Regions from separate parts of the Mus musculus genome. Here all the other regions are linked to region 3. A link is a contact called in ENCODE Hi-C or POLR2A ChIA-PET data. All regions are on one chromosome and are shown on one strand. The core of a region is the stretch at or near the end of the contact, and the rest is flanking DNA. Distances in the headings are between cores, read along the strand shown.

Region 1 (3,101 bases), core at 288-2,787, 96 kb after region 3:
ACAGACAGAGCCTAGCCGAGTGTCATACAGACCCAGCAAGAGCTGGAGCTGGTGACGTGTTCACGGAAGTGTGTTTTAGCTATCTAGCATTAAACCTCTTTTCTTCTTAAGGAAAACTACCCTTCTGCCCTACACACACACACACACACACACACACACACACACACACACACACACACACAAAGTCCTGGTGTTGTCAATTCCAGCCGTCATATTTTTCTGTCCTTCTCTTTCTTGGGTTCTTGGCAGCATTTGTCACAATTGACGGCTGACCACTTCCTCTTGCAAACAAATTGTCTTGGCATCTATGACATCACACCTGCTTGATCATCTATGACATCATACCTTCTTAGGCCACTAGACCCTGTTCTTAGTTTTCATTACCGGACATTTCTTCCAATGGGCTTCGTTTGCTGTGTTGTTGTAATCTCAAAAGTTTAAAGAGTTGCGGATCTGGTTTTAAGTATTGGCCAGGAAAAAAAAATCAAACAACTTACTATGTTCACATATCTGTTCCTACATTGCACGATCCCCACCCCCATCTCCTTAAGGCATGCTAGACAAGTGAATCACTGTAAGCCTTCACTGCCATTCCTTATTAATAACAAGACACTGTTTTTATCTTTAAAGAAAGATGCATCAAGATGATTGTTTTAACCAATGAGATTCAAGCAAAACTGGGCAGAACTTCCTAAGCAGTCTTCTTAAAATAAGACATTTTTCTTCCCACCGTTTGGAATATGGCAGAATGAGGTGAGCTTAAGACAGAAGCTTGAACTGTCGATCTTCGGACATATTTTTCATGGAAAGAAAATTCTCTATCATAAGCCTCCCTCTCTCATTTCTCTAAGCCAAAATCTAATCCTGACCTGGCTTTGCTGCTGTTGAAGGTATTTGCTTTTCTCATCACCAAGCCTAAGGGTCTTTTGTTAGAGGAACTGGGGAAGGGGGACTGAAAGAAACCATTTCTAGAAGCGAAATTGTTGGGCCTCTTTCTACCAACAGTGACTAACCAGAGTACCTGAGAGATACAGCTTAGGAGTAAGTTCACTAGTTGACAGAAAACAGCAAATGCTAGAATGAAAACTCTGGACTCATTCTTGAAGATAGGGGAGCCTGCCTGTCTTATCTAGAAGTGCGGCTCACTTTGAGGATCTTCAATGAGTGACTATATTCCTTACCACTTAATGGCTAGCATCAACAGAAATGTTGGGCGGTGGATCGGCGGGAATCACTACCAGATCAACGCTCGTCTTCTTTTTACAGACGAAATGAAGGCATCCTCATTGAAAAGAAGACCCCTGACTCCTGGACAAGGAACGGAGGGTGGAGCCTGTGCAAAATATGGCTGCGCCGGACCACCTGACCGCAGAAGGCGGGGCTTCGCCGCAGCCTGCAGGCCCCGCCCTCCAGGCCCCGCCCAGCTCCTCTCGCGGGGCCGCGCGGGTTGTGAGGTGTCTGAGGCCGGCGCCTGCGCAGTTGCCCGCGGCGCGCGGGGCGGAGGCTTTATAACCACTTCGTAGCGGCTGGTCGGCTTCTGTCTCTGGGAGGACTGCCGAGGCGGTGGCGGCGGCGGCGGCGGCCGGGGCGCCGGCTGGGAGGGGGCGCTGAGGCGGGAGCTACGGCGGCGCTGGGCGCCCCTGGCTCCTCAGCCTCTGCGGGCCATGGGCTCCGAGAAGGACTCCGAGTCGCCGCGCTCCACCTCGCTCCATGCGGCCGCCCCCGACCCTAAGTGCCGCAGCGGCGGCCGGCGCCGGCGCCTCACCTTCCACAGCGTCTTCTCCGCCTCGGCCCGCGGCCGCCGCGCCCGGACCAAGCCTCAGGCCGAACCGCCGCCCCCGGCTGCGCCGCCGCCGCCGCCGCCGCCCGCTCCGGCCCCGGTTGAGGCTCAGGCCCCGCCGGTGGAAGCTCTGCCCTCCGAGCCCGCTGCCGAGGCTGAGGCGGAGGCCGTGGCTGCCGGGCCGGAGGAGGACGAGGCGGCGGAGGGCGGCGGCGCGGAGGAGGTGGAGTGCCCGCTGTGCCTGGTGCGCCTGCCGCCCGAGCGGGCCCCGCGCCTCCTCAGCTGCCCGCATCGCTCGTGCCGGGACTGCCTCCGCCACTACCTGCGCCTGGAGATCAGCGAGAGCCGCGTGCCCATCAGCTGCCCCGAGTGCAGCGAGCGGCTCAACCCACACGACATCCGTCTGCTGCTGGCCGACCCGCCGCTCATGCACAAGTACGAAGAGTTCATGCTGCGCCGGTACCTGGCCTCGGACCCCGACTGCCGCTGGTGTCCGGCCCCTGACTGCGGGTGAGCGCGGGGGCGTGGCCGCGGGGGTCGTCCCGGGTGCAACGGGTGTCACACACCTTGAGGGAGGAGAGGATGGTGCCCAGCAGGAGGTAGAGGACGGACGATCACGAGTAACCGACCCTCAGACCAGCCTTGCAACCGGTCTGATGGCACTCAGCACCCTATACCTACTTGCTTGAGGTGGCTTGAGGTGGTGGCTGAGTGCTAAGAGAAGGGAACTGTCCATTAAGTCAGAATATCCGGGTGAGCAGGGGTTTTTTTTGTTTTGTTTTGTTTTCTTTCTCTTTGCCCAGGAAGGGAGAGGTGTGTGTATGTGCGTGTTATCGTAATGATTGAGAAGGAATATTTGTTATAGGAGAGAGAATGAAAATGTCCTACTGAAGGGGCCGCGCTTCCGAGGGGTGTGTCCATATGGCTAGGGGCGCACTTAGCAGCAGCATTGCAGAAGGCGTGTTCTTCCACACAACCGCTGCTGAAAGTTGAGATGCAGATGATGAGAGAAGGCAGCTCACTAACAGCTCTAGGGGCACCCTGGGCACTGCGTGCTGTGCTAAGCCACTGGCAGGCACCTTGTGGTTCCTAACGTGCTGCCGAGGGCAAAGTCACAACAGACTTTTTGACCAGAAAAATCAATAGGGCTCAGAGGCGGTGTCTACCCAGAAGTTGATCTGGTGTGAGAAAATGTGTTTGCCTACCTTTTCAGTCTTGAAATCTGTATGACAGTCTTTTTAATGTTCCATGTATGCTTGATTTCAAAGGTCAGTGAGTTAAAATACTCTTTAGAGCAGGAATTACTGATTTCTCTGTCTGA
Region 2 (2,746 bases), core at 68-2,567, 70 kb after region 3:
CTGTGGTTACTTTGTCCCTTCCCCACCAGTCTGAAACCCCTAAGGACAAAGATGTCCACTTGTGTGTCTCCAGTGTCAGCACAAGGCTGACCATACAAAGTATCCCAAGGTGTTTCTCACAGTTGGGGGTACACGTGAGGGCCACAAAGGGTGACTTTCAGAGAACAGTCTTCAGGACTAGGGGGCTTGTGTACATGTGCGAGATGTTGCTGAGGACGCTCTACTCAGAGTTGCTGACTCTGGCTCTTGGGTACACGGACGCAACCTCTGATTTAGAGAACCCCAGAAGAGGAGTGTGTCAGACCGGAAGATAAGGGCACTGGGAACCTGAACTCATGAATGAAAGTCTGGAGACGAGAGCAGGAGAGCTTGAGGAAGAACTGAATGCCAGTGGCAAAGAATTCTGGGTGAAAGCTGGGGCTGGTTTGTCCTTGGGGACAATGGAAATGCCATAGGCCATATGGGGATTATTCTAAAGGTTTCTTCCAGTAACATGTTGGGGTTGTACATCTCTAATTTCTCAGTGTGTACAGAGACATGAGGCTAACCCATCCATACATTCGTGTCTATTTCTCCTCCCACTTTTTTTTTAAACAGAGTTTATGCTTGTAGTCCAGGTTAGATTCTACATTGCCATCTTCCTACTGTAACCTCCCAAGTGCTGGGAGTTCAGGCCTGGGTCCTCACATCTGGCTAGCGTCCACTTTTCTGTTCAATAAAATCTTTATGCTCATCACTCATTTAAACTTAGTGACCCCATAAGTGGGAAAGGGTGAGACACCTATTGGACAAACAGAGAAACTAAAAGCAGAGAGGTGAAGGGGACCCGCCATGGCCACAGCTCAAGAGCAGGTCAGAGGCCTGAGATCCTTGAAGAGCTCATACCTCTTCTCTTTTACAGAGAAAGGAAAGGGGACCGATGGGGAATGGCCCTACTTAGCTGATGAGGAAGTACGTGCAGAAGGCTCTCTAAGCCTCAGTGAGCAGCCACTGAGTCCTCCAACCGTCCTCGGTAATGCTTCCTCTCTAGACAGAACCGTCCAACAGCCCAGGGTTTACAAAATAGCTTGCCTTAGCCACAGCATCTTGGGCTCAATATTATTACCACTCCAGAGCATCTGTCACTCCCCCAGAAAGGGAAAGGACCTCCCATGACACCCAGCAAACCAGGAGCTTACAGCAAGAGCCATCTCCCTGCATCTTACCTCAGAACAGCAAAGCAGAGTGGTCTGCCTGATAGCACCCATCTCTGAATGCAAAACTACCTTGGGAGGGGCAGGTTCCCTGGCCAAAGATGGCAAGCAGCTGGTATGAGGCCTCACCAGGTCAGCTACGTTGTTGTTCTAACATGGCCCCAAGTGAAACCTGGACTGAACACCAGGTACTTTCTCATGGAGGTGGGGGTGGAGCAGCTACAGTGTCTGCCCCCACATCCCACTATGAGAACACGGTAGGAGTTGGGGGTTTCCACTCAGATCCTAGCAAGTTGCTCCATCATTCTGTCTGACCACAACCACTTCCTCCTCTAAAAACTCCCTTCCCGCAGGCCCTGACACCAGCCAGGCCCTCAGCGAAGAGAATCCCCCCCACGATCTGGTTTGTTAGCTGTGGCCAAACCAGGCTCAGGAATGTCACAGAAGGTCCCATCTGACTTCAAGTTGTGGTATGGAGGGTGGAAGAAAGAGCTGGCTCTGAAGCCATTTAGCCTTTTCTAGGGGGAGGACACACTGTTCTCATCCTGCAGTGCACCTCCTAAACAGAGGCCTTAGTCCCCAGGGATGGGAGCAGCTGTCATCCCTGGTCATTTTATAGGTAAGGAAGCTGAAGCTGGAGCCGAATTCAGGGTAACCCCAGTTTTTCTCAACGAGTTCTCTGTTCCTCTCAGAGACCTGCTCAGTGAACTTAAAATAGTCCAGAGCGTCAAGTTGTTTGTTTTGCTTTTGCTTTGGGGACTTTTTGGAGGTTGCCTGGGAGAAAGTGAAGATGCTGCCTAAGCAATCAAAAAGAGGAAGAGACAGCCCCTCCACCCCATTTCCAGGTCCAGAAACAGATAAGACCACACAGCAAGCAAGCGAAGGTCTGGGTTAGAGCTCGCCGAAAGCACTGTCGGGCTTGGACCCAGCCAGACTGCTGCCTCCAGTCAACACTATTTTTAGTCAGCCTTGGACTGGAGTCTGGCCAGTGATCGCTCCACAGGTGGGGCTGCAGACGGAGAACTGCATTCCAAAGTCAGACTTCAACTGATTCAGTCAGTGTGTCAGGCTTGGGGTGGAGGCATCCCTCACTCTGGCTGTTTCCACTCCTCCAGCCCCGCCCTGCTCCACCACGCCCCCTGTACTCCCTCCTTCCCGGGCTTCCGGAGGCCTCGTCTCTAGGTACTGTAACCAGAGAGCTAGGCCTACCTGTCCCAAGATGTCAGAGAGCCTTGTCTGCTATGACAAAGCCTGTTAAAGGAGGTAGGGCCCTCTCTGTAGTAGGAGGGGCCGGGGTGGGGGGTGGTTCTATCGAATGACATCATCCGCAGGTCCTCCTCACCCAGCCTGCCAGCCCTTCAGTCACAGTCAGTCTCCCAAATGTTCATTCCTTTCTTCTACAACCCATTATCCAATGCTTGCTTCCTTGCTCGCTCGCTCCACACTTCTCAGCAGCCATAGTAGGTCACGCGCACCTTGTTAGATACCGGGAGCAGAGAAATGAACAAGATGGTATGTGGCCCTTACCCTGGAAGAGCTTCCAGTAGCAGGGC
Region 3 (2,831 bases), core at 206-2,705:
CAGGTGGGAGAAACAGGAGAAGGTCCTGGGGGCTTCGGAGAGAAGAGGACCAACCACAAGGGAGGTTCTCCCGTGAAGTTCCTGGAGCTGGGTATGCCTGAGTGTAGAAGGGGAGAGCGCAAAAGGCAGGTACTCCGAAGTTCCCACCTGGAGTGCTGGGGAGACCGTGAAGGTGGAGATACTGTTCTTTTCTCAAGTCAGGAAACACAGGGAGGGCAGATGTGGGGGCAAGGACCAAGAATTGGAGATAAAGGGGACAATCTAGTAAATATCAAGTAAACAAATACCAATACCGAGAGAATGGGAGGTCTCCTACAGAGAAGAGGACAGGCAACCAACCCACACCCATTTCCATCCCCTCACCGAGGTGGCCTGGGAGGCCCCCAGAGTGAGCTCCTCCAGCAGATCCCGGGTGCTGAAGCCCTCCTCCACCATCACAAAGTCCGATTCACTCAGATAGCCAGCCATGCTGAGCAGGAGGAGCCCAGGGGCTGGAGGAAACCGCTGCCTTGGAGCACCGCTGGCTGCCTTGGCCACCGCCTTAGAAAGTATGCAACACACTGTGGGGAGAGGGAGATGGAGGAAACCGCTGGGGAACAGGCTGCATCCCTCACCTCCCCAGGCCTACGGTCCCTGCCCAGTCATGTTCTGTGCCCTTGCCCAAGCCTGAGAAGCCGAGGTTCGCTGGGAATGGTGAAGTTATGTCTGCTAGAGCCTCAATTACCCCCATCTGTTAAATGGGATTGGTTTGGAGTTCTTTTCCAGTTCTGAAATTTGAAATTGGAAGAAAAAAAATGTGGGGACAGATCTGAGAAACCTAGTTGGGGAAGTCTCCTTCCAATTGAAGGATTTCTCCAGTCCAGACTACACCTACCTAAAGGGCCAAAAAAAAAAAAAACAAAACCCGTGAGCTTGAGTTCGAGTCGGCTCTCTGCTTCATGACCTTGGGTCAGTTTCCCCATTTATAAAAGGTTGGTCCTGACACACTAAGAATGCTCTATGAGCCACGGGTGGGTTCTGTCCGCGGGACGGCTCTCTCAAGTGCAGGGCGGGGGTCCCGCACCCCAACCCCAGGCCTCCTTACCAAGCCCCGTCCTCCTTCGCGGGGGCCAGAGCCAGGCGCGCTGCTAGGGGGGGTCGCCGGTGACCTCGAAACTTGTGCAACACCCCGAGGAGGAGTGGCAATTGCGGAGCCGAGGCCCCTGCTGAGAGGAGGCAAGGGGGGCCGGGGGAAGGGTCAGCGCCCAAAGCCGAGGACGCCCGCTCCCCGAGGCTCCCCCCCAGCCATCTCCTGCACTCGCCTTAAAACGCATTTACACGGCTTCGGCCCATAGGTCTCCCCAGCGAGTGAATCGGATCCTCGGCGCCTCCGCTCGCTCGCTCCCCCCGGCTCCGGCCCCGCGGCCTGCGCCCCGCGCGCCCAGCAGCCACCGACCCCACGCCCCGCCTTGCGCCCGCCGCTCGCTTATATAAGCCCCGCCCTAGCCCCGCCCCGGTGCCCTGGCCCCGCCCCTGCCTGCTCCGTAGCCAGGGCAACCGGGTGCCGCCAGCCCATTGGTCGATTCGGACATAAAGCATTCAGCCCTGCGAGGCTGCTCCGCAAAGCTGCGCAGCTAAGCAAGCTGGCTGACTGATGTCCGCGGAGGTCCACGCGGGGAAATCCTTCGAATCCTAGGCGTCTACGTGGTCTGAGCCGCAGATCCTGCGTCCTGCGTCTCAAAAAGTGACTCCGGAAAACTTTTCTGTCCCTGGCTGAAGTCGATGGCCCCCTGCTCCTCCCCTGGTGAAGTTCTGGCTCCGCCCTTGGAGCCCAAACCTCTCCTGTCTTATTTTGTAATATGACCTTTTACTTAATCGCCTCTTCTAGGCATTTTAAACTCCCAACTCAAATGCCAGCTAAAATGTATTCAAATAGAATTTTTGTGGCTTCACGAGCTCGGGGTGATGCCTTCATTCTCAGAATCCACAAGACTCTGGTGAAATGTGGCTTCGACTCAAAGCATGTCTCCTCTTCTATACACAAATCCCTGTTCATCCATCAGAGTCCAGTGTAATATCTTCCTCTATCGGACCATCCCTGGCCCCGAAACGCAATGGGACTCACAGTCCTTGTCTCTGTCTGACCCCTCCCCTCCTTCCCTTGAGCCTTAATATCAGTTGCTGAGATACCCGCACCTGCTTTCCTTTTTTTTTTTTTTGCCTGATAAAACATCTCAGCTTTGTGCACTCCAAGGGCAGGGACTGAGAGCCGGGCTCCTTGGAGTGCTTAGCATGCGCAGGGTGTTGCTCAGAAGCTAATTCAAGAGTTCTCCGGGTAGAAGTCCGAATGCTGCTTGTCTCTGCGCATGTGGCTGCTGACTGGGAAGAGACAGAATGGAACCTTTCCGGTGCTTGGTAATGGTTACAGGTGTGTGTGTGTGTGTGTGTGTGTGTGTGTGTGTGTGTGCGCGCGCGCGCTCCTTGAGTTATACACATATGATTAATGCCCTGTTGTACCTGTTATGTATACTACGTTAAGAGTTTGCAAGTTTTAGCCGGATGTGGTGGCGCACGCCTTTAATCCCAGCACTTGGGAGGCAGAGGCAGGCGGATTTCTGAGTTCGAGGTCAGCCTTGTCTACAAAGTGAGTTCCAGGACAGCCAGGGCTATACAGAGAAACCCTGTCTCGGAAAAAAAAAAAAAAAAAAAAAAAGAGTTTACAAGTTTTAAGCCAGGCATGGTGGCCCATAGCTTTAATCCCAGCAAATCTCTTAGTTCGAAGCCAGCCTATTCTACACAGAGATCTACTACCAGAGCTACACAGAGAAATCCTGTCTCAAAAAAACAAGAAA

What was found. Hi-C counts contacts between places; a loop is a spot of excess contacts on that map. ChIA-PET counts read pairs that join two places held with the same protein, here RNA polymerase II (POLR2A).
Region 1: POLR2A ChIA-PET joins it to region 3 with 42 read pairs in embryonic stem cell. The contact joins the promoter of Rnf19b here to the promoter of Azin2 in region 3. POLR2A ChIA-PET finds 5 or more read pairs at or near these places in 4 of 5 experiments (Patski and embryonic stem cell).
Region 2: POLR2A ChIA-PET joins it to region 3 with 10 read pairs in Patski. The contact joins the enhancer-like site here to the promoter of Azin2 in region 3. A Hi-C loop is called at or near these places in 1 of 37 maps with a recorded cell type or tissue (CH12.LX). POLR2A ChIA-PET finds 5 or more read pairs at or near these places in 4 of 5 experiments (Patski and embryonic stem cell).

Annotation. Positions count from the first base shown.
Region 1 is chr4:129,056,607-129,059,707 of GRCm38, forward strand. Rnf19b (ring finger protein 19B) reads left to right here and starts at 1,538. Exons shown (of 9, transcript NM_029219.2): 1 at 1,538-2,290. The coding sequence starts at 1,665. 1700086P04Rik (a long non-coding RNA gene) reads right to left here and starts at 1,547. Exons shown (of 2, transcript XR_868180.3): 1 at 1,182-1,547.
Region 2 is chr4:129,031,359-129,034,104 of GRCm38, forward strand. No RefSeq gene overlaps it. Among named protein-coding and RNA genes, the nearest start is that of Rnf19b, 25 kb to the right of the region's middle. Within about 2 kb of position 1,318, at least 1 of the 3 ENCODE cell types and tissues checked has a DNase peak (open chromatin) inside an H3K27ac peak, as active enhancers do.
Region 3 is chr4:128,961,000-128,963,830 of GRCm38, forward strand. Azin2 (antizyme inhibitor 2) reads right to left here and starts at 1,456. Exons shown (of 11, transcript NM_172875.4): 1 at 1,302-1,456; 2 at 1,085-1,205; 3 at 364-560. The coding sequence starts at 468.